2 separate regions of the Homo sapiens genome follow, and region 2 is linked to region 1. A link is an interaction called in ENCODE POLR2A ChIA-PET data of the cell type or tissue named here. Cell type or tissue: GM12878. All regions are shown on one strand. Each heading gives the region's core, and the rest is flanking DNA. Links, peaks and the distances in the headings are about the cores only. Region 1 overlaps LAPTM5 (lysosomal protein transmembrane 5). Region 2 has its middle 5.8 kb from the start of SDC3.

The links. Peaks named below come from ENCODE experiments on the same cell type or tissue, not always from the same donor. Only the 100,000 strongest peaks of a DNase experiment are listed, where the experiment ranks them.
Region 2: POLR2A ChIA-PET joins it to region 1 with 9 read pairs; 2 of 35 experiments call an interaction of 5 or more read pairs at or near these places.

What each region holds. Positions count from the first base shown.
Region 1 is chr1:30,739,028-30,750,547 of GRCh38, reverse strand. LAPTM5 (lysosomal protein transmembrane 5) reads left to right here. Exons shown (of 8, transcript NM_006762.3): 2 at 7,999-8,092; 3 at 8,832-8,908; 4 at 10,611-10,739; 5 at 11,486-11,520. LOC105378620 (a long non-coding RNA gene) reads left to right here. Exons shown (of 2, transcript XR_007065566.1): 1 at 1-204; 2 at 616-6,758. MIR4420 (microRNA 4420) reads left to right here and starts at 11,316; the gene lies at 11,316-11,392. RefSeq lists enhancers at 1-44, 4,319-4,468, 4,789-4,978, 4,989-5,048, 6,490-6,619 and 5 more. In GM12878, for the core only: no CTCF peak of the experiment used is centred there; DNase peaks (open chromatin) are centred at 6,229 and 6,757; H3K4me3 peaks cover 2,925 bases; H3K27ac peaks cover 5,000 bases.
Region 2 is chr1:30,908,762-30,920,281 of GRCh38, reverse strand. It overlaps a transcript of SDC3 not described here and the pseudogene RN7SL371P. Among named protein-coding and RNA genes, the nearest start is that of SDC3, 5.8 kb to the right of the region's middle. RefSeq lists an enhancer at 1-974 and a silencer at 11,480-11,520. In GM12878, for the core only: no CTCF peak of the experiment used is centred there; no DNase peak of the experiment used is centred there.

The DNA.
Region 1 (11,520 bases), core at 4,369-9,368:
ATGGGACTCATGTTAGAACCTGTCTCTCAAGACTGGCGCGAGGTTGACACGAGAGAGTGTATGGTCAGTCGGCCCTCCCTATCCGCAGGTTCCACATCGTGGATTGCAGATTGAAAATACTCAGATGCAGAGCCCGTGATACAGAGGGCCGACTGTATAAGTTCAGAAGAGGACCTGGCGTCTAATAAATGCACAACAATAATAGTATCAATACTTATTATCACTATTGTGGGTCTTTGCTCTGAAGATAAAGGGAGAAGTGATGGTTTTAGGGAATCGTTTGGGGAGTGGAGGGTGCTTCCCCAGATATCTAGGAAGTGGAGAATGACAGGGCCTTGTGTCATACCTGGAGGCCAACTCTGAGCCCCCCACTGGCTGCTCCTAAAGGGAGATTTGATAAGCTACCACCAGCCAGAATATCTCTGCTGCTGGGATTCACTGGTACTGTTTGCCTTTGGGGCAAAGTTAGCTGCTAGCGCCCAGTCACAGCACTTCCTGTGCTGCAGGTGACAACCTCCTCCAGCGCCATCTGAGCCGTCCGAGTCTAGGTTCTCTAGGTTTTGCATGAGCCGTCACATCTCCTGCATGCTCTTTCCCCTTTCTCTCTAACCCCAGAGGCCCCACCCCTGCCAAACCGGTGGATCCGTGTGTTCCCCCAGCCAACTGCTGCCATTTACTGAGGCCTGCTGCGTATTCAGCACATGGATGACGCCAAATCACAGTTTACTAAGAGGAACGTCTTGCCGTTTCCTGAATGCGTCTCATGCACACTGGCCTCTGCTCATGCCCTTTCCTCTGCCTGGAACACTTTTTCCATTGCTCTTTCGGGGAATCTTCTTCAAGATCCACCTCCTCTGAGAAGCCCGCCCTGACCCCTACGGTTGGACCCTGAGCTCTGGGTGTTGACCCAGAGCCCTGTGTGCTGGGTCCCTGGGAGTCGTGCCCTCTGGCCTGGATGCTCGTTTGGGTCTTGACCCAGCCTGATTCATCTTCATGATCCCGTGGAACCTGGCACAGGAGGTGCCAGCCAATCTCTATTTGATTTTTGCAAACCTTTTCTTGATGTATAATTTACCTATAGAAAAGCACAGCTATCTTAAGTGCACACCTTGGTGGGCTTCTACAAGGTGAACACACCCATGTGACCTCCACCCAAACTAAGAAATCAGACCAGCACCCAGAGGCCCCTAGAGCCCCCGCCTCGCCACTGCCCCGCCCCCACTGACTTCTGCCTGTCTATGTAGTTCTATAATACATACATCTGTAGAATTACGTAGAAATGAAATTCTGCAGCGCGTGTTCTTTTGTGAGCACTTCTTTCTCCCAACGTTATGTTTGGGAGCTTCGTCTGTGTGGTTGCGGGTAGCTAACTCATTTTTTCCATTGCTGTGTATACTCCATTGTATGAATCTACCACAATGCATTTGCCTGTTTTCCTGCAAAATAACATTTGGATTGATTCCAGCTTGGGGCTGTTACAAATAAGGCAGCCATGGCCACCAGGCTCCGTGCTGGGTGTCCACACACAGGCACCTGTGCTGCTCAGTTGATCTTTCTGAATCACTGTCTTCAATGATTTACTTCTCACACCCACTCCAGGAGGTGGATGGATTCTTCTCTCCCTTCTACAGATGAGGAAATGTTACAGATGAAGTAACATGGCCAGGCCAGGATCCCACAGGGGATCAGCGGCTGCACTGGGGTTCTCACTGAGGTCTGTGAGCCCCAGAGCCCAGTGGAGGGAGGAGGGGATGAGGTGGAGGCGGCGGGTGAGGACGAGAACTGCGGAAGAGTGAAGAGGAGAGAGAAGCCAGGCTCTGGGGAGCTGCAGGCAGCCAGGCCGGGCTGCTGCGGAGTGCGTGGCCCCAGGAATGGGGGCGTCTGGTGGTATCTGGGCTGGCTGGAGAGGTGGTTGGGGAGATAGTGCTCTTGGGGGGCTGGCCCCCACTGAGCCCTCATAAGCTCTGACCAGAAGCACAGGGTGGGGAAGGGGAGCTTCCTCTTGATGGTGACACATCTGACTCCCTTCTCACATCCTCCTCCCAGGCAACCCAGGGAAATCAGGGTGGGCAGGTGAGGTTGAGGGGACTGAGCTTCAGGGAGGGGCCATAATAATAATGATGATGGCAGAAGTGTGAGGCTGTAGGACACAGGGTCAGGGTGGAGCAGCCCTGAGGGGGAGGGGCAAGGGAGGGCTCTGGCACTTGGGACCCATATGGCAAACTGCATTGTCTGTTGGGAAGGGTTGAAGACAAGCCCGGGCCTGTCTTCTTGTGCAGCCTCTGTCCTGGGCTCGCACATTTGGTAGGAGGAGCCAATGAAGTAAACGGATAGGAAAGTGTCCACACTCTGGCTGGCACGGGTGTGTGCTCACTGACGGCTGGGTCCTTTCTCTATAACCTTTACCTCCCTGAAAATCTCAGATGGTGGGTCTCCGCCTGCCTGCTTCTGAGACGGTGGGTCCTGGGCCTCAGGGAGTGAGAGAGAGTGGGCCTGCTCTCCTGCAGAAGGGACTGGTCTTTGAACCCCAGAATCGGGGGTTCTTGTGTCATCACCACCATCCACATGATATTCCTTATCACCATCCTATCCTGATGTCCCCATTGCCGTCACCCCCATCACTGTCACCAACATCACCAACAGCATCTCTGATCATCACTGTCATCACCACGCCAACTCCAACAACATCCCAACAGCCACTCCCCGCCTCACATGGTCACCATGGCCAGTGCCTCCCAGGTGACACCTGGTGCACTGTTTTCACCGCATCCCCTCTGGTACCGCCATCCTTATTGCCCAGCCATGTTCAATACTGACCCCATTGTCCCCATCTTCCCTGATTTCCATCCTCCAGCCCCTGCCCCCATTCTTTTAGCTCAACCTGTTGCTTGCTCCTCAGAGCCACCAGGAAAAGAAACAAATCCCCCTGCCCCTGGCCACTTCCCCAACTGGCCAGCTTGGGGAAGCTGTGTTTGTCATTAAGAAAGAAAGGCTGCGTGCAGACGGGAATAAGAACTGAAACCAAAGATGGGCAGAAGAAGAGGTGAAAAGCGGGAAAGGAGAGTGGGGGTGGGAAGGGTGGCTGAGCATGGCTGGGACCGCAGCCTGAGCCTGGCTTGGAGGCAGGAGGACAGAGCTGATTTTGACCCTGCGACAGTTTTGGTGTGTGACCTTGGGCTGGTCGCTGTCTCTCTCTGGGCCATATTTCCCCGCTGGTAACATCCTCCTCTCAGGGAAGAGACACTCCCGTGCCTTCTGAGTTTCCCTGAAGGGACTGAAACACACCTGCACCACCAGGCCTGTGGCTTTTGCACATGATGTCTGCTCTTTTGGAATGCTTTCTTCTCTTCTGTGTTGGAAAACTCCTACTTGCCCCTCAAAGCCACGCTCATGGGTTTCCTGTTGGTGAAATTCTCCCTAAGTTTTTTAGACAGCAATGCGCTCTCCCTCATCAAGGACCCCAAGCCCCATGCGTGTCCTCTGTCATGGCTCTGAGCACACCATTCATGTATCGAGTTCCCTGGAGACTGTGACACCGGCACGCCAGGGTCAGTGGCTTTTCTAGACAGAGTTTGGAGGCGGTAGGTGCTCAGAGAGTGTTTACTGAGAGTCAGTGAATGCCCAGAGGTAGCAAAAACCACCACCCAATTGTGCTTGTTTATGGTGCACCTGCTGTGTGCCCGGCTCCGCGCACCACACGATTCCATTTGACCTCAGCAATCCTGTGAGGCAGGTCAGTGATTATCCCCATTCCTCAGATGAGGAGCCGAGGCCCAGAGAGGTTAGTGGCTGGCTCAAGGGTGCAGAGCTCGGCTGGGGCCTGGGGCCATCTGACCCCAGCACCCGAGCTCTTATCTTCATGATCTCACCAGCATAGAATGAAGGGACAGTGGGTGAAAAGATGCTGTAATTGGGGAGCAAGTGGGTGAGGGCATGCTGTCTGCCTGCGCATTGTTGGGGGAGAGAAGCCTTGTACCTGTCATGGGATGGCTCGGGTCCCAAGGTCACAGCCCAGCTGGGCTCTCAGAGCTTGGGGAGAAGGCAGCGCTGTGTCCAGGTGGAAACCGGGGACATGAGGGGAAGGCAAGGGCTTGGAGGCTTGGAAATGTTGACTGTCTGCATACTCTGTAGGTCGGCCAGGTACTTTCCAGGAACTACCAACAGCTGTTGGTTAGGGACATGGGTGGGGCAGTGAGGGCCTTCTGAGGGGCAGGGTGCTGGCCCTGGGGTGGCTGGGGGTGGAGGACTGTGGGCAGCCTGGGTGAGATGTCCTACAGTGTGTAGGAGCTCCACCCCACTGACCCTCCTGCGTTCTGTCATCCCAATGGCCCCAGGGGAAAATGAGGGTCTCTTCTCATTGACCAGAATCGAAAGCTGAGGCCAGGGAGAAGCCAGAACCTGGCCAGGGCCACACAGCAGTGAGGCAGTGGAGGAGGCCTCCTGCTCCCCAGCTCTTGTCTCCTGAGCTCTGAGTGGCTGGGGCTGGGGCTTGGTTGCCAGGGAAGGGTGGGCAGATGGCTAGAGAGATCCTGGAGCCTCAGGGGAGCAAGTTCAACCTTGTGGGGAGCCCTGACCCCAGGAGAGAGGCAACAGGGTTCACACCCCAGCCGGGCCACGTGACACAGGACATGTGAGTTCTCTCTCAGCCTCCATTTCCTCATCTGTAAAACGGGAAAATGTTGCCTGTCTTGTAAAGTTTTGGGAGATTGCAGTGCAAGCCTGTGCGTGCAGGTCTGAGCACACAGTAGGTGCTGAATAAATGTGAGTTCCTCTCCATCCTATGTCCTAGAGAGCCACATGGGTGCCTGGAGAGCCGAGCTTCCTCCCTTTCTCCTGGGTCAGGGCCTGGCATCTTCGTGGAAGGTCGGGGCCCCTCAGAGTCTAAGTCAGGCTCTGAGGTTGCCTCGCTCTGTGACTGTGGGCTGGTCCCCTGCCCTCTATGAGTCTCGTGAGCCATCCGGCAATGGGGACAAAGTCCTCCCTCGTCCCCTGCCGCAGGGTTGTTGAGAAAAGGTGAAATGGGGGAGGGTGAGCCTGGGTTTTAAATGCAGGTGGTTTTCACAAAAGTAGAAATACCTCTGGTGCCTGGTGCTGGGGCTGAGGGGAGGGAGGGGGGACTGCAGAGGGAGAGGGGATGGGGGCGCCTCTCTGCCTCCACTGAGGCACTGAGGGGAAGGGTTAGGCCTTAGGCAGAGCCCGGGTGGCTGGAAGATGCCGGGCAGCGGAGGGAATTGGCCAAGATTTGAACCCTAGCCCTGCATATGACCAGCTGGGAGGCCTTGGGCAAGGCCCTGGACCTCTCTGAGCTGCACTTTCTTCGTCTGTGAAATGGGAAGGAAAGTATTAAGAATAGTCCCTTTTCTGGGTAGTGGGGAAGATCATGTGGCATGGAGTTAGGCTGTACAAATGTCCCCTTCTTCCCCTGGGGTGATTGGAGGGGTTACAGGGCAGTAAGGGATGCTTGGAGGAGAACAGAGGAGTTGTAGGGGGAGTTGAGGATTAGTAGAGGTCTCTAAAGTCGGGTAATGTCCAAGGTGACCTCATGGCCTCAGGAGGACAATATTAAAATTTCTAAATTTTTCCATCATATAATTTTTTAATTTCTGGAAATTTTTTAGTAGCTGTTTTATGATGTTCATGATAAACTAGGACAGCAACACATGCGTGTAATTTAGAAAGAAAGAAAAATAGAGGCGTGTGTGCAAAAGGTTTTACTGACATAGATGCATGATCAAAATATCTAAGTCCTCTCCGGGGTTCAGGCTAGCAGGGCTCTGAGGCATTTTGGGGGTCAGGGGAATGGGAAGGCATCAGAACAGCACTGGGAGACTTGGGCTCCTCCCTCAACTTGCTGTGTGTCCTTGGGCAAGCCACCTAATCTCTCTGAGTTTATAAAACAAGCAGAGGAAGCTTATAAAACAAGTACATGCAGGCTCCTTCTAGCAAGGGGAGGTTGAGATGATCTGATTCTAGGCTTTGTTCCAGATCTCAGATAATCCTGGAATCTTGAGACTTTGAAAGTCTTCTCATTTCACAGCTGGCAGATGCTCATGGTCCTTCTCTAAGCCCAGCTGTGACTCATCTGTGATCTGCTTACATACTCCCAGGAACAGGGAGCTCACCACTTCACAGGACACCCCGTTCTGTGCTGGACGGAGCTGTCATCTGCCTCCCTTTCTCTTTCTCTCGTTCAAGGTGAAACTGAGAGGAGAGGGGCTGCGGCCTGGCCTTTAGGGGCTGAGGAAGGAGTTTTTTTCTCTCAGGGCTGTTTCCTGTGAGTGTCAGCCACAGCCCTCACCACACCTGCCTTCTTTTTGGGGTGTTCTCAACTTTCCTGATGAGACAAAGCCTTTCCAGCTCACTCTTTAGCAGGTAGAGGGGGCAGTTAGAGCATGCACCGTGCTCCTGGTACTACTGCCGAACCACGTAAGCTTGCCCCAGCCAAAAGCAGATTCTGTTTGCTGGGCACCCCCTGCCAGTCCCTGAGCTCAGTGCTTTGCAAATATAATGCAATTTAATCTTCACTAAATCCAGTGATTGCAATTTTCCAGATGAGGAAACTCAGAGAGGTTAAGAGACTTGCCCAAGGTCACACAGTGACCTGGATTCAAAATCCTCTTGATCTGATTCTGGAGCCCAGCTCTTCATCACTCTTCCGTTCAGTCCCTTTCCACGCCCCTAAACAGGATGTAATGTGGCAGGAAGACAAGTTGAGACCTGTGTCTGAGCTAAAAAAAAAAAAAAAAAAAAAACCCACACAGTCAGCAAGGGGGAAACAGATGGTGGGTGGCTGGTTGCCTGTCAGCTGAGCATGAGTTACCAGTGCAGGGCTGCCTAGAAAGCCGATGTAAACTTAGGGCCATATTAATAGAGATAGGGCACCGACTAGAGGGGAGGGGACAGTTTTCTTGTTCTTTATATGGGCAGAGGTTACCTGGAGAACTGTATGTATGTCATAGGGGAAGGGTGGAGGGCTTGCTGTGAGGACATGGACACACATAAGGTTGTGAGTTCCCCATGGCTGGAAGCACTTAAGTAGAGGCTGCATGGCACAGGTTTATGGGAGGCATGGATAAGGTGACCTCCAAGGTTCTTTAAAACTGCAGTTTTGTGGCTGAACTTCAGTTGTTTCTAGGGCCACCCCAACACTCAGGCCTATCAGATTCGCCCCTTCCACATCATTCTTAGCAAGGGTCATCTGAGAGTGTGGGGTTCATTTGTTCATTCATTCATTCATTCATTCATTCAACAAATACAACAGCTAGGGGAATGAACAAAGAGACATACAGGCTTTCCCTGCCTGGAACCTACAGTCGAATGGGGATAATGGATAACAGCACAGATTGAGTGCTTACTATCTGCCAGGTACTTTAAGTGAATTATCCCATCTGGCCCCACCACAATCCTATGAGGAAGATGTTATTGTTCCCTGAGGGGCCATGGGAGACAGAGATTCAGGGTTAGATGCTCTCCAGGGCCCTCCTGGGCCTGTGTTGATGATTCCGGGAACCTGAAGCTCTATGGTGCTCTCTGATCCCCAGAGCTTGTTGTTACAGAAGGGGATGCAGTGGAGGGGCCTTCAGCTTCTACCCCCCACCCCACCTCTTTAAGCCTGACCTTCAGTAGTAACAGTTACCACTCTTCCTGAGAACTGGGCCTAAGGGCTCTCCTGGGATAGTCTCATTTACTCCTCACAGTAGCCTCCTAAGGAAGTTACTAGTATTATCCCCATCTTGCAGATGGGAAAACCGAGGCACATAGAAGTCAAGTAGCTTGCCCAGGGTCACATAGCTGGAGAGAGGAAGACCCAGGATTCTGAACATGGGCTCTCTGTGTGTAAAGGCCACTCTTTTGTCTGAGATGCCCTACTGACCTGGCATGCCATCTGCTCCAGGATCCCCACTACTGGCTTCCCTGCTGTACACCACTAAGGTGGGAGGGGCTGGTCGGGGGGCCGTGATGCAGGCTCAGCTGACTGATGCTTTGCTTTGCCTCCAGATCATGAGCGTCTTGTTGTTCATCGAGCACTCAGTAGAGGTGGCCCATGGCAAGGCGTCCTGCAAGCTCTCCCAGATGGGCTACCTCAGGATCGGTAGGTCCAGGGGACGCCGGTGGAGTGGCGGGGGGAGGAGGACAGGGAGGGCCCTGGCCAGGGATAGCCAGGCTAGTGTTGGAGGCACTGCCACCTCTCCATGGACGATGGATGACCTCTGGCAAGTGTCTTCCTTTCTTGGGGCCTCAGCTGTTTCATCCGCAAATGGGGATGTTCCACCTGACCCCACCCACATCTGCAGGTGGTGAGAGCAGATGGAATGGCACTTTGCAAATCCCCACCAGCTGGTAAAGGTGATAGCCTCACTCTTCTGCTTAAAGCCGTCAGTGGCTGCTCATCACACTAGAATAAAATGGAAACTCCTCACCATAGGATCCAGCCTCTGCCCACCTCTCTGACAGCATCTCCCTGCGATTCTCCACCCCACACCTTGCTCCAGCCACACTGACCTCACCAACCCTGTCCCTGTCTCAGGCCGATTCCTCATTGCTCTCAGGCCACTCCCCAGGGATGCCTTCCTCAGCCTCACCCTGGCTGAAGTGGACCCCAGCCTGCACCTCCAGCCCAGCACCCTCTGTCGCATCCTCCTGTGCTATGTGTGATGTTCTGCTTTTGTCTTTGTACTCACTCCAGACTCAGGACTGCAAGAGGGCAGGGCCTGGGCTTTCCTGTGCATCCTCATGTCCCCAAACCAGTGGTTCCCCAAGTGTGGTCCTGGGAGCCTGGCTGGGGTCCCAGGGGCACCCCTGAGCACCTCCCTGCTCTCCTTGCCTTTCAGCTGACCTGATCTCCAGCTTCCTGCTCATCACCATGCTCTTCATCATCAGCCTGAGCCTACTGATCGGCGTAGTCAAGGTGAGGGCTCAGGAGCCCCGCTGCCCCCTGCCCCTTCCTGTTATTCACACCCACTGGTGGTGGGCAGTGCTGGGTGCTGAGAGGGTGGGAGGCGGGTATGTTAGGCGGTCCCACCTGCGTTCTGGAGATCTTCACACATACCTTTTGGAGAACCATGTTTCTCCCTGAGATTCCCTGGGCAGGTGACCTCAGTTCCCTGGTAACATGAGCCTCCACGGGGCCGGGCATGGTGGGCTATGCTGGTCACCGACACTTTGGTGAGAACTAGCTGATGACTCACATCCTTTTAAACGGCAGGTGGAAGCAGGGAATTTTGAGAGTGAAAAGAGGAAGTGTTGTTTCTGGGGGTGAGAGACGGGAGAAAGCACTGGATTTTGTAATGGATGAGAGGAGCCGAAGAAGGGGGAAAGTAGGATGCATGCAGCTCTATCCATGCAGTGACAGGAGCCAGCACCCTGAGGGGGACCTACGCCCTGGAAGGCCCCCAGAGAGCTCATGATCTGATTGGGGAAGATGGGCCTTCAGAGAGACAGGGACAGTCTAGTGTGACAACGAGGGGCTCCTGGGCCCGAGGCAAATCTGGTGGGAGAGTTGAGATGGGCTGTAGCTCAATCCCCTGCAGAAGAGGAACCCGCGGTCCCTGGGTCCCCAGAAAGGCAGGAAGCCAGGGCCTCACCACATAGCCATGGGAGTAGGATCCAGAAAGAGGGTCCTTCCTGTGCAGACAGGGGCCTGGCCCTTGCAGGGCCGGAGGAGTGGGGCGATGATTTGGTGCTGGTTTGGAATGCGTCCACCCTGCCTCAAATGCCAGCACCCACTCCCCTTGCTAACACTCACTCTGTCTTGGAACCCATGCTGCCTGGGGAGGCCGTTTGCCTTGTGCAGGGTGGCTGTGGGTGCTTGTGCAGAAACTCAAAGGGTTCAGCTAGAGAAATGGAGAAATGGAGCAGGTGGTCCCTGAAGACTCTGAGATCAGTCAAGATTGTTCTGGTTGCCTCCTGAGTGATTTTAGACGACCACATGAGACACCAGGAAACCACTGTTGCAGTGATTTTGTCCCCAGCTGTGAGAGCATATGAATGAATACTGGTCATGGTGGTCACTTGCTTTCAATTGAAGAAGAGGGACTTCAGCCTCTTCCTGGCAGGGCCTCTTACTGTGACTTTGGACCCCTGGGAGTGGCTGGTGGAGGAAGGTCCAATTGTATGCGGGGCGTGGTGGGGAGTGGGGGGTGGGGGGGAGGGGCTCTCTGCTGCCTCCGGGCCTTCACTCATGTTGGTCTTTCTGCCTCCAGTGCCCCGCCCCTCCCTCCTGTTCACTCCTAGTCTCCTTCCCCGATCTAGCCCTGGTGTCCCCACCTCCAGCAAGTCCTCTCTGGTCCCCTCTCCTCTGTAAAAAGTGCACAAAGCCCTTCCTTGCTGGGTTCTTGTGAGCAAATTGAGTCAAATCCTGCTCTTTGAGCCCTGATAGATGGGGATGGTTCCCTTACGTCTCCTGGGACACCAAGACTCCTCTCATTCAGGGCCTGGGTCTTATCCACTCCCTGTCCCCAGAGTGTCACTCAGAGGGAGGTGACCTCAACTGAGGAGGGCAGGGAAGGTTTGGGAGAGGGTGGGAAGGGGATGCATGAGGATATCAGGCTGGGTGGCGGAGTGTTGGCTGCATGCAGGGGACACTTGACGGTGCTGGGCCTACCTTTCAGAACCGGGAGAAGTACCTGCTGCCCTTCCTGTCCCTGCAAATCATGGACTATCTCCTGTGCCTGCTCACCCTGCTGGGCTCCTACATTGAGCTGCCCGCCTACCTCAAGTTGGCCTCCCGGAGCCGTGCTGTGAGTACCCAGCCCCCACCTCTCACCGGACAGCAGAGCCCAGGTCTGGCATGGGAGATGGGAGGGGACCAGACACGGGCCCTGTGCTCAGGCTGGGGAGGGTAGGAGCCCTCTTCCTGGCTGGTGTCTTGACCCAGTCTCTGAGTCCCTCCACATTGCCCCAAGTTTCTTCCTCTGTGGAATGTACCTGCAATCACATCTCATCAGCCTGCCTTATGAGGGTTACATGAGGAACACACACATTGGGGGTGCAGCCCATGGTCAGCACTCAGTCAGTGCTGCTGGGAGTGAATTGACACCTGAGGAAAGGACATGTGCGCTTTTTAGCCCCCAGCCCCCAGTATTATTTCTTCTTTGGAACCAAGTTGAAGAAAGGAAGAGAAGGATGATTCATGCCAGTGAGCGCCCACTGTGGGGTGGCTTGAGGGCTGCTGCCAGTCAAGGACACAGTCTCCCAAACCTGCTTTTCTCACTCTCCCCAACTGTTGTCCTTGAAGAGACCGGGGGGCTACATCATGGAAGGGCCCTGGCCCGGGAGTCTGGAGACCTTGGTTCTAGTCTTGGGTCTGCCACCAGCTCTTGGTATGAACATCTGTGTGTTCATGTCTCTCTGTGCACAGGGGACGAGAGTCACTGATGTCTGTAGCTGAGACGGTCTCTCAAGTGAGGGCCTACTATGTGCCGCTCAGTAACTGGGACTTTAATTGCTGCTCCTCATTCCTCCTCCTTGTATTTGTCCTCCCCAGAGCTCCTCCAAGTTCCCCCTGATGACGCTGCAGCT
Region 2 (11,520 bases), core at 2,281-7,280, 170 kb before region 1:
CCTCAGCCTCCTGAGTAGCTGGGACCACAGGTATGAGCCATCACACCTGGCTAATAAAGGCTCTTAAGAAACAAATACAAGTCTTAGCAGATAGGTGCTACCTCCTTCATTGATATGTTTTAGCTGGTGAAATCTTGGCTCCTGGGAATCTTTGTTCCAGGGCGTTTTTCAGTCCTTGGCTATTATTTTCCTTATAGTTATTCTATTCACCCCCTTTGTGCATTGTATCCTCTCAAGGGTTTTAAATGACACCGTTTCACCCTATAATCCCAGCACTTTGGGAGACTAAGGCCGAAAGATTGCTTGAAGCCAGGAGTTCTCAACCAGCCTGGGCAACAAAGTAAGACCTTGTCTCTACAAAAAAATTTTATTTTAATTAGCCCAGTGCAGTGGCGTGTGCCCGTAGTCCCAGCTACTCAGGAGGCTGAGGTGGGAGGATCATTGAGCCCAGGAATTCAAGGCTGCAGTGAACTATGATGGTGCCACTGCACTCCAGCCTGGGTGACCGAGCAAGACCCAGTCTCTAAAAAATAAGTACATAAATAAATGCTTTCCCGCAGCCACTTGCATATCGAATGATTGCCAGCAGGATTTAACAACCTGGAGAACTGAGCAAGCCCACCACTAGGGCCTATAGTGACTATGCAATTTTGGATACCAATGACCACAAGACCACAGTCCTAACGCAGCTGTTGATGATAGCATCTACATGGCTCTGTTCCAGACTGTGTTAACGGTAGTAACTGAGAATAATGCCATACTCTGGTCACACTCTCAGCTTGCTTTTGAAACTGCCCCTATAAACTTTATAAAATTAATCAGGGAAGAAGAGAGGGGGAATAATGAAAATAAACTGAGCTTGTAGCACGTTCAGCCTTCATTTTGAGGTCAGCTCACTCTCTGACCTGCCTCCTCACAGCTGCTTTTTGCAACCTGTTGACCTAGAATCACGAGACCCTGTTACAGGACGATAGTTCCCCTTAGCTGCTCTGCAGATAACAACTTGAACATTAGGAAGCCTTAAGTTCTCTCTTTGAGCTATTCCTTCAGGTCCTGCATACTGAGGAAACTGCTGACTCAGCTGGTTTGAAGGACCTGACTGGTTTGAAGAGCTGACTCACCAAAAAATGCAGTTTCCATGTCCTGATGATGTCATCCCCCTTACTCAAAACCATCAATGACCCAAGTTTTCTAGCCCCTCACCCTCAACAATCCCCTTAGAAATCCCAGCCCAGAACTCCTCGGAGGGATGGATTTGAGGATCTCCTCGCTTGGTGCCCTGTGATCAGTAAACTCTTTCTGCTTCTGCAAACCCTGCTGTCTCCATGTAATGGGGTCTGTTACTGTGCAGTGGGCAGAGGAACCATAGTCCTGTAATACTTTATTTATTTTTCAGGATGGAGTCTCCTGAGGCTGGGCGTGTTGGCTCACACCTGTAATCTCAGCACTCTGGGAGGCCGAGGCCTTTGGGATCACGAGGTCAGGAGTTCGAGACCAGCCTGGCCGAGATGGTGAAACCCCATCTTTTCTAAAAATACAAAAATTAGCCTGGCGCAGTAGTGGGCGCCTGTAATCCCAGCTACTTGGGAGGCTGAGGCAGGAGAATTGCTTGAACCTAGGAGGCAGAGGTTGCAGTGAGCCGAGATCACACCACTGTACTCTAGCCTGGGTGACAGAGTGAGACTCCGTCTCAAAAAAAAAAAAAAAAAAAAAGAAGATGGAGTCTCCTCTGTTGCCCAGGCTGGAGTGCAATGGTATGATCTTGGCTCACTGTAACCTCTGCCTTCCGGGTTAAAGCGATTCTCCTCCCTCAGCTTCCTGAGTAGATGAAATTACAGGCACGCGCCACCATACCCGGCTAATTTTTTGTGTTTTTAGTAGAGACAAGGTTTCATCATTTTGACCAGGCTGGTCTTGAACTCCTGATATCAGTTGATCCACCCGCCTCGGCCTCCCAAAGTGCTGGGATTACAGGCGTCAGCCATTGTGCCCAGCCCTATAACCCTTTCACTTGTTAAATTAAAATGGAGACCAGGTCTGAAGAATCCCAGAGCAGACAAAACCAGTTAGGCCTCATACATGACCTCAACCTTGCTTGATTTGCAAACATAAGCAAAAATTGAGCTATTTCTTGTAAATGCCTCTATTAAAGAAAAACAGAACTTCAGCTCAACCAGTCAGAAGTAGTCCACAAATTTTTATATAACGGGGGACTTTCTAACGGCATAGACCAAATAAACAACTATATAATTGCAACCAATCAAATAATTTATTTTACTTCTGCGTTTATCCCTTAAATACTTGCCTCTGATGATTTGTCACTGGAACATTAAACCTCTTCTGGTTTGGTGTTTCCCAGTTCATGAATTGCTTTTCACTCAAAGAAGCACTTTAAACTTATCTGTGGGATCTAACAATCAAAACAATTAAACTCAGGAAGATAGAGAACAGAAGGTTGGTTACCAGATGCTGGGAAGGCTAGTGAGGGGGTAGAGGAGAGGAGGTGGGGACGACAGTTAATGGGTGCAACAAAAAAGAAAGGATGATAAGACCTAGTATTTGATAGTACAAAAGGGTGACTATAGTCAATAATAACCTTTTTTTTTTTTTTTGGAGACAGAGTCTCACCCAGGCTGGAGTGCAGTGGCCCGACCTCGGCTCACTACAACCTCTGCCTCTTGGGTTCAAGCAATTCTCTGCCTCAGCCTCCCGAGTAGCTGGGATTACAGGCACCTGTCACCATGCCTGGCTAATTTTTATATTTTTAGTAGAGATGGGGTTTCACCATCTTGGCCAGGCTGGTCTTGAACTCCTGACCTTGTGATCCACCCACCTCAGCCTCCCAAAGTGCTAGGATTACAGGCATGAGCCACCACACCCGGTCCTTTTTTTTTTTTTTTTTTTTTTTTTTTTGAGACAGAGTCTCACTCTGTTGCCCAGGCTGGAGTACAGTGGCACGATCTTGGCTCACTGCAACCTCCGCCTCCCAGGTTCAAGCTATTCTCCTGCCTCAGCCCCCCGTGTAGCTGGGATTACAGGCACACACCACTACCTCCGGCTACTTTTTGTATTTTCAGTAGAGAAGGAGTTTCACTGTGTTGTCCAGGCTGGTCTTGAACTCCTGGGCTCAAGTGATCTGCCCACCTCGGCCTCCCAAAGTGCTGGGATTACAGACGTGAGGCACTGTACCTGGCCTAGTCAACAATAATTTAATCGGCCGGGTGCGGTGGCTCAAGACTGTAATCCCAGCACTTTGGGAGGCTAAGGCGGGTGGATCACCAGGTCAGGAGACTGAGACCAGCCTGGCTAACACGGTGAAACCCCATCTCTACTAAAAATACAAAAAAAAAAAAAAATTAGCCAGGTGTGGTGGTGGGCACCTGTAGTCCCAGCTACTCAGGAGGCTGAGGCAGGAGAATGGCGTGAACCCAGGAGGTGGAGCTTGCAGTGAGCAGAGATCACGCCACTGCACTCCAGCCTGGGCAACAGAGAGAGACTCCGTTTAAAAAAACAAATAAATAAATAAATAAAAATTAAAATTAACATAATAATAATTTAATCATACTTTTAAAAATAACTTAAAGTGTATAATTGGATTACACTTCCTGGTGCTCCTAGATACCAGCATGGGAACATGTCCTTGGGCAGGGCTGGACCAACAACTCCAGGGGCCGAAGCCAACCTGTTCCAGGGTCCTGGCAGCCACCTGCCCCCTCCCTGTGGAACCTCAGACTCTCTCAGTTCCCGTGGGGGAAGGGTGGGGTATCCTCGCCCTCCCACCTCAGGTCTGGGGTGAACCAGACAAAGAATGACTTAAAAGTAGTGGCCTAGGGGCTGGGCATGGTGGCTCATGCCTGTAATCCCAGCACGTTGGGAGGCCGAGGCGGGCGGATCACGAGGTCGGGAGATCGAGACCTTCCTGGCTAACACATGGTGAAACCCCGTCTCTACTAACAATACAAAAAAATTAGCCAGGCGTGGTGGCAGGCGCCTGTAGTCCCAGCTACTCAGGGGGCTGAGGTAGGAGAATGGCGTGAACCCAGGAGGCGGAGCTTGCAGTGAGCCGAGATCACGCCACTGTACTCCAGCCTGGGTGACAGAATGAGATTCTGTCTAAAAAAAAAAAAAAAAAAAAATTAGTGGCATAGGGTTGGGTGTGGTGGCCCACCATAGTTCCAGCTACTCCAGAGGCTGAGGCAGGAGGATCTCTCGATCCCAGGAGATAGAGGCTGCAGTGAGCTGTGATTGTGCCACTGCACTTCAGCCTGGACAACAGAGTGAGACCCTGTCTCTAAAAATAACAACAACAAAAACACAGTGGTCTGCTCCATGTGACTGTGGGCCTTGCCCTATGCTGGGTGCTGTCCTGTGTTGCTTTGTTTGCCTCCCTCCAGCCTTGTGAGCCGTCACTGACCCTAACTTGCATGGGAGGAAAATGGCCCTGGCCACTGGCCTGGAAGTGGCAGACCCAGAATTTGAGCCCCGAGTGCCCCAGGCCTCTCTTTGGAGTCAGTGCTGCCAGGGCAGCTGCTCTTCCCCTCCACCATGGCCAGCGGCAGGACTGTCCGCAGAGAATTCAGGGTGGCTACCCGCATCTGATCCCTTCGCAGATGACGAGACTGAGGCCCAGGGTGGGAGAAGCACCTGCTCAGAGGCACACAGGAGGCGAGGGCAGCACTAAGGTGTCCCCTGGTGCAGTTGCTTGCCTGTTGCCTGCCTCCCATCCTTGGTGGGAGCTCCCTCAGTGTCCAGATCTGTGCCCAGCCCTCGCTGGGGCTCGATACCTCTAGGTTGAAGTTTGAATGTGGGTCCAACAGTCTCGAAAATCCAAAAAACCAAACACACACACAAATGTGATGTACTGCATATCTCAATGACAGCTGTGCTCAGAGAGGGGGACCCAGTGGTCAGTATCCACAGCCCTGGGGAAAGGGGGATCTCCCCCCACAGGCCCCGGTCACTCTCCCCCACCCACCTCCTAGAGGCAGCTGAGCTGCTGCAGCCTCAGAATGAGGTGAGAAAGAAAATATATTTTTAGGGAGGCATATTTTTGGTTCCAGGAAAATGATTCTAAATGAGCAGTTTATTCCCAGGCACGGGGGTGTGTTCCTGGAATGGCTTCTGGGGCAGTGCCCTCCTCCCATCCTCCCCTTTCTCTCTCCTCCCCTCCTCTCTCCTCACCCAGCTTCTCCACCTCTGCACAGAGAAGAGGGCAGGTGTGTGAGCACAGCTCCTGGGCCTGGGCTCTGCCAATGGTCATTTCCTAGTCCTGTGACCTTCGATGGACAGAGTGGGACGGCCTGTGGGTTTGAATGAAGACCTTGGTTGGGGAGGGGGCTTATCCTAAGAGCTCTGTCAAAACAGAGCAGCTGGTCCAGGAGAAGGGAGTGGAAGAGAGAAAGGCCCCAGGGCAAGGAGTGAAGCCACCTGGGTTCTAGTCCCAGCTCTGCCACAGGCTTATTATGTGACCTTGGGGTCAGTCACATTCCGTTTTAAGGCCTCAGTATTCTCTTCTATGAAATGGGCAGTTAAAGTAGGCCCTGCCTGCTCTGTCCATTCTAGATCACAGGGAACAAGCCTCCAGAATGTTCTCAGCCTCGTCCACACACGATGTCAGGATGAAGCCTCAAGCTGGAGCTCAGGGCCTTAGAGGCTCTCCTCCCAGGTAGGGCTCAGCCCCTGTAGGACCATTTCAAAGCACCCAATTCTCCAAGGCCTGCCTGCAATGGCCCAGGGGAGATGTCGCCACCACCACCATGAAGCCTTCCTAGATTCCCTCAGAGAGGAGGTAGCCATTCCCTGCCCAGGCTCCCTCTGTTTTTTCCTTTGTTTTTGTGGGACAAGATCTTGCTCTGTTGCCCAGGGTGGAGTGCAGTGGCATGATCTCAGCTCACTGCAACCTCTGCCTCCCAGGTTCAAGTGGTCCTCCTGCCTCAGCCTCCTGAGTAGCTGAGACCACAGGTGCCCACTACCACAACCGGCTCGTGTTTTTTTTCTTTTGTTTTGTTTTGTTATTTTTTTTTAGAGATGGGGTTTTGCCATGTTGCCCAGGCTGGTCTTGAACTTCTGAGCTCAAGTGATCTGCCCTCCCTAGCCTCCCAACGTGCTACGATTACAGGCGTGAGCCAACGCCCAGCCCAGTCCACCTCTGACTTTGCTGGATTCAGGCGATAGTATCTGGCGGGGTGGTGGGTGGCCATTCAGAGGCACATTTGCCATAAAATGAAGCTGATGCTTCAGGGCCCTTCATTTGCACAGCCGCTTTCCAAAGCCTTCTTCCTAACTGTGTACTCGAGATCCCTTCAAACCGTATAAGCTTCAGACCCTACAGAGGTGGGACCCACCTTGTTTCCACCCCTACCCAGCTTGGAGTCCCAGAGCTCTCCTCTCCCCTCAAGCAGCTCCCCTCCCCGACTGCCAATCTGGGGCTTCTTCAGCCACAGGCCCTGCTGAGTCTACACAGCCTCTTCCCTCCTACAAGGCCAGCCCAGGCCTTGCTCTGTGACCTACAGGCCACAGAGCTCAAACAAAATCTGATTACTCCCCCTCCTCGCACACCAGCCCTGAGGAACCTGGGGATCCACCAGCCCTCAGGAACGCTTTGGGATCTACAGTTTGCAAACCCTCAGCTCACAGACCTGGAAGAGGCCTGAGTTCAAATCCTAACCTGTGTCTAGCAGCCATGTGTCCTGGGGTGTCACCTACCCTCTCACCCTACAAGGACTTTCCCAGCACACAGGGAGGTCAGGGAAGGCTGGCCGAGCCTGGCTCTGTACTAAGGGCGGGGCATGGCTCTGTGAGACCCTCATATGGGCCAGGTCCCTTCGGCGGGCAGGAGGCTCCCCACGATTGAGGACCCCTGTTGTGGGAAGGCCAAGCCTTCTCCCAGTCACCCTGGTCCGGCCACAGGCCTTGCAGATCCTTCCCCAGTGAGATTTCCACTCACTGGGGCACCAGATGGCTTCTGAGTCTCCCCAGCTTCCCCTAGGAGGACTTTGGGATCCTCCTGATCTGGAGCCCTCTTGTCAGAGCCCTGTTTTGGTTCCTCAGTTTTGGGGGTCACTGACCTCCAAGACTGCTGTCACTTGGACTTTCTCAGAAGCAAGCCTGGGCTGTGGCCTCCATCCTGACTCTTGGGCAAGACCGGAAGTTGTGGTGGGAGATGGTTGGGGTGGGGAGGGAGCAGGATGGAGATGGGGGTGGCGAGGGGAGGCCGGGACTTGTTTTGCAAGCCCTGTGATTGCCTTGAGCTGAGACAGCACTTGTGTTTGGGAGGTCTGGTAAGGATCATAAAGTCCCCTCTGCCCACGGGGGACAGCTCAGCACAGGGTGAAAAGCCAGGGCTCTGTCATCACATGCCTGGTTCAAATCCTGGCTGCCCACTTCCTGGCTGGGTGACCTGGGATAAATTATTGAACTCCTGTGAGCCCCAGATTCCCCAGCTGTGAAATGGGACGAAGTAGAGAGCAAGCACCTGGACAGGGCTCACTGTGTGCCGGACTCCAGGGCTGGCCGCTCATTTGGTTCTCATAGTAGCAGCCCTGGGAGGCAAGTTTGCTTGTCGTGCCCAAATTACAGGCCTGTGGGGAGGAGTAGATGAGGGTGTGTTTGGCAAGTGCTCAGAACAGTGCCTGGCAGGTAGTAAGGCCTCCATCAATCTTGGCTTTTAGGATGCCATGGGACTGTTGAGGTCCAGAGAGCTGGTTGTCTTAGCCAATCCCCTGGGGGACAGGTAGAGTCAGGTGACAGCTACTGAGCACCCACTCTGTGTCAGGCCTGGGCGTGCCACTCTGAATAAGGCATCTTAGGCTCACCTGAGTGGAGTTCAGAGATGCCGCTGAGGCGTCCCCACCCCTCTGCTGCTTGGTTAGAGCTAGGAGGCCCTGTCAAGGGCAGAGAAGGCTCTGACTGGGGTGGGGGTGAGGTGGAAAGGTTGAGATGTAGCCACTAGGCGTGCCTTGTGGGGTTCCCCAGGGGCCAGACTGCATGAGTATGTCTGCATGTTGGTGTGTGACTGTGTGAATCCCCTCGGTGACTCTAATTCATTCATCAAACGCCTCCCAATACACCACTGGGCCTGGCATTGCAGTTTAACTGTTGGCCTGGGTCAGGATCTCAGCTCTCACTGCCAGTCGTGGTGCCTCGGCATATCTCCTATCTTCTCTGTGTATTGGTTTTTCATCTGGAAATGGGGCTAATGTGAGTGTGCATTTGATAGAGCAGTGCCTGGCCCATAATCAGCTCCACTTGGGCCCTTCTATAGCTACTGTTCATTTGGGATACTGAATGCTCCCACTTTTGAGCAAGACAGACAGTAGGGACTGAAAGCAGGGTGGGGAGTGCAGGATGAGTGTGATCAGGATGCCGGCAGGACAGGACCAGGCCTGATCACCCAGAGGACATCAGGAAGACTTCCCAGAGGAGGCAGTGTGTATTCTAAAGGCCGGAGGGGGCTGTGACTATTGTGCCAGGAGGCGGCAGCAGCTGGTGCCTGTGGGTGAGGTTATGGTGCTATGAAGGGAGACCCTGAGTATGTGGGGATGTGGCTCCAATGCACAAGGAGGCCTGGGCAAGGGTGACTGTGCAGATGACCCATGTGCTTGAGGGCAGGAAATGTGTGCATCTGTGAACCCCAGGGAGACCTGGGACCCGGGGGGAGCAAGATGAGAAGGACCTTCAGGGGCCCAGACCTGTCTTAGTTCTGGCTGTGACCAGTGTCTTTGAAGAGCAGCAGGTGGCGCTCCTGGCCTGTCCAGACCAAAGATTCTCCACTGCCCCGCCCCCACCTCTTCCCCAGGATGTCAGGGAAGTGGAGTTGCTGCTTCCAGAAGTCTCAGAGCTGGCAGGAACCTCTGAAGATGGGCCATGCTCACTGCCCATCTTACTCATGGAAACCATCCTAATGGTCTCCCTGCTAGATAGTTCTCCGAGCCTTGAATACCTCTCAAGACAGGATACTTACTGCCTCTTAGAATTGCCACTGCTGTCTGTGGCCAGCTGACATCTGGCTCCTCATAATCCCCACCCTAACCCTGCTGGCCCTTTGGGAGCGCCTCAGGGTTGGTATGTTCCTGGGATCTGCTCAGCATCTCTGAAGGATGATGTTATCCCTACATCTGAGTCCCTTCCTTTGTAAGCTTCATTCCCAGCCACCTTCATTGAACTCCATTACGATGGCAGGGAAGAGCTCATGTAATCCTCACAACCTGGTACCTGGCCTGGCACACAGCAGGCACCCAATTTATGCTTGCTAAATGAATGAATGAATGAACTCTGCGTGGTCATTATCTCTATATTACAGTTGGGAAATTGAGGCTCAGAGAGGTTAAGTCACACATCCAACACAATACAGCTCATAACTGGCAGAACTGGGATTTGAACCCAGATACTTGGCCGACCCAGAGCCAGAGCTCTTCAATTCCAAGCTGTGCTACCTCAACAGAAACCAGTTTCCCACCTATTGCACCCCATCAGCCTCCCTGCCCATCTCCCCAAGGTGCCAGTCAAATTTGGATCGAGCATTGATGTCATGCCAAAAGATTTGAGAATTGAATTTTCAGAGGCTGGGACCTCAGAATTCCTAGTTCGAAAGTCTCCCTGTCTTCCCTGTCCAGGATCCCTGTCAAAGGGTGGTGAGCTTGCCTTTCATACCCTTTAGGGACTGGGCTCTCCCTCCCTCCTGGGGAGCCCCTTCTAATTTATCTCTACTTTATGTTGAGTTGACCTTTGTCCCCTGGTCCTCCTCCCAAGGGCCCTGCAGGACAAGTACAGTTACCCCCAACACCAAAAACCCATGGCTGGTCCCCCAGAGTCTCTTCCTCAAGGCCTGCCCCTCCATTCATCCTGGTTTTGGTTCCCCTTTCCTTGAGGGAATTGTTCCAGTTTCAACTCAATTTCGTTCCCCTATTTTCTTTTCTTTTCTTTTTTTTTTTTTTTTTGTTTTTGAGAAGGAGTCTCGCTCTGTCGCCCAGGCTGGAGTGCAGTGGCGCGATCTCGGCTCACTGCAAGCTCCGCCTCCCGGGTTCATGCCATTCTCCTGCCTCACCCTCCTGGTAGCTGGGACTACAGGCGCCCGCCACCACGCCCGGCTAATTTTTTTGTATTGTTAGTAGAGACGGGGTTTCACCATGTTGGCCAGGATCTCCTGACCTCGTGATCCACCCGCCTCGGCCTCCCAACGTGGTGGGATTACAGGCGTGAGCCACCACGACCGGCCTGATTTCATTCCTATTTTCTAATGGCAGGCTCTAAGCTGGGTGCTGGGACACAGGGGCCAGAGAGGAGAGTAACTGAGGGTAGAGACGTCCAGCCAGCTGTCATCAGCAAATAACCTCTTCTTGCTGGCTCTCAGCTTCCCCACCTAAGAAGTGAAGATATTGACAGACCGACCTTATGGGGTTCCTGAGAAATGATATAACACATGAAAGCGCTGGGCACCTGGCATGTGGTCAGGGTTCCAGAAATGTTTCACTCTCCCCTATCTTGCCCCAAAACACTTGGTTTTGAGCCCCAGTAAATGGGAAACACATTCATTGATTCAGCAAATTTGGATTGAGCATCGATGTCATGCCGAGCTCTGTGCTGGTGCTGGGGACATAGCAGTGAACAAGACAGACACAAAACCCTGCCCCCGCTGGAGCTAACACGCCATTGGAGACTTGGAGAAGTAAGAACAGCATGGGGTATGCCGCTGGGGATGAAGGTGAAGGGGGAAAAGGCACCGTGACCACACAGGGTAGAAAGACCACCAGCGCTAGAGACTGCCACTCAGAGATGTACTTTTCTCGCCATCCTGCACTGGAGGGGGTGGTCCCATTCAACCATGGGGGGTCTGAGTCTCAGAGAACTGGGGGCCTTGCTGGAGGCGCACAGCTGGTGTGGAAGCAGCTGCGCTCAGGTCTGCGTGGCTTTTCCTCTGCAGATCCACAGTGACAGGGCCCAGAAGTGACCACCCCCATGGTCCCCTGGGGAGACCGAGGCCCAGAGAGGGCCGGGCCCTGATCTGAGGTCACACAGCCCCTGGGTGTCCTGGAGGCATGAAAGCCCGTGGTCTTGGATGACCTCTGGCCCACTGGGTGGACTGGCTGAGTGTGTGAGGGTGACGATGGGAGTCCAGGAAGAGACACGTGCGTGGAGCCACAGGGGGAGGCTGTAGATGAAAACGCCCATGCGACCCCTCCGCTCGGCGACTTCAGGGAGCCAGGCCCGGGCCCTGGTATCCCACGCGGGACCCTTCCCTTCTACCTAGCACGGCGGCCGCGGAGGTGCGTCCGGCGGGCTCCGCGACCTCCAGCCCCGGGATCGGCGAGGCCGGCTGCTCACTCAGGTGTCCGGGTGCCCACTCGGCAGCGCGGGGCTCCCTCTGGGTGGGGGCGGGGGCTGGGACTGGGGTCAGAGGGCGCGGAGCCCCGCGGGGGGCGCACTGGGGCCCGCCCCGCCCCGGGCCCCTCCTCCGTTCCGCCCGCGCTGGGGGCGGCCCGGCGGCGGCGGCGGCGGCGCACGCTTCCTGCGGGCGCGGCC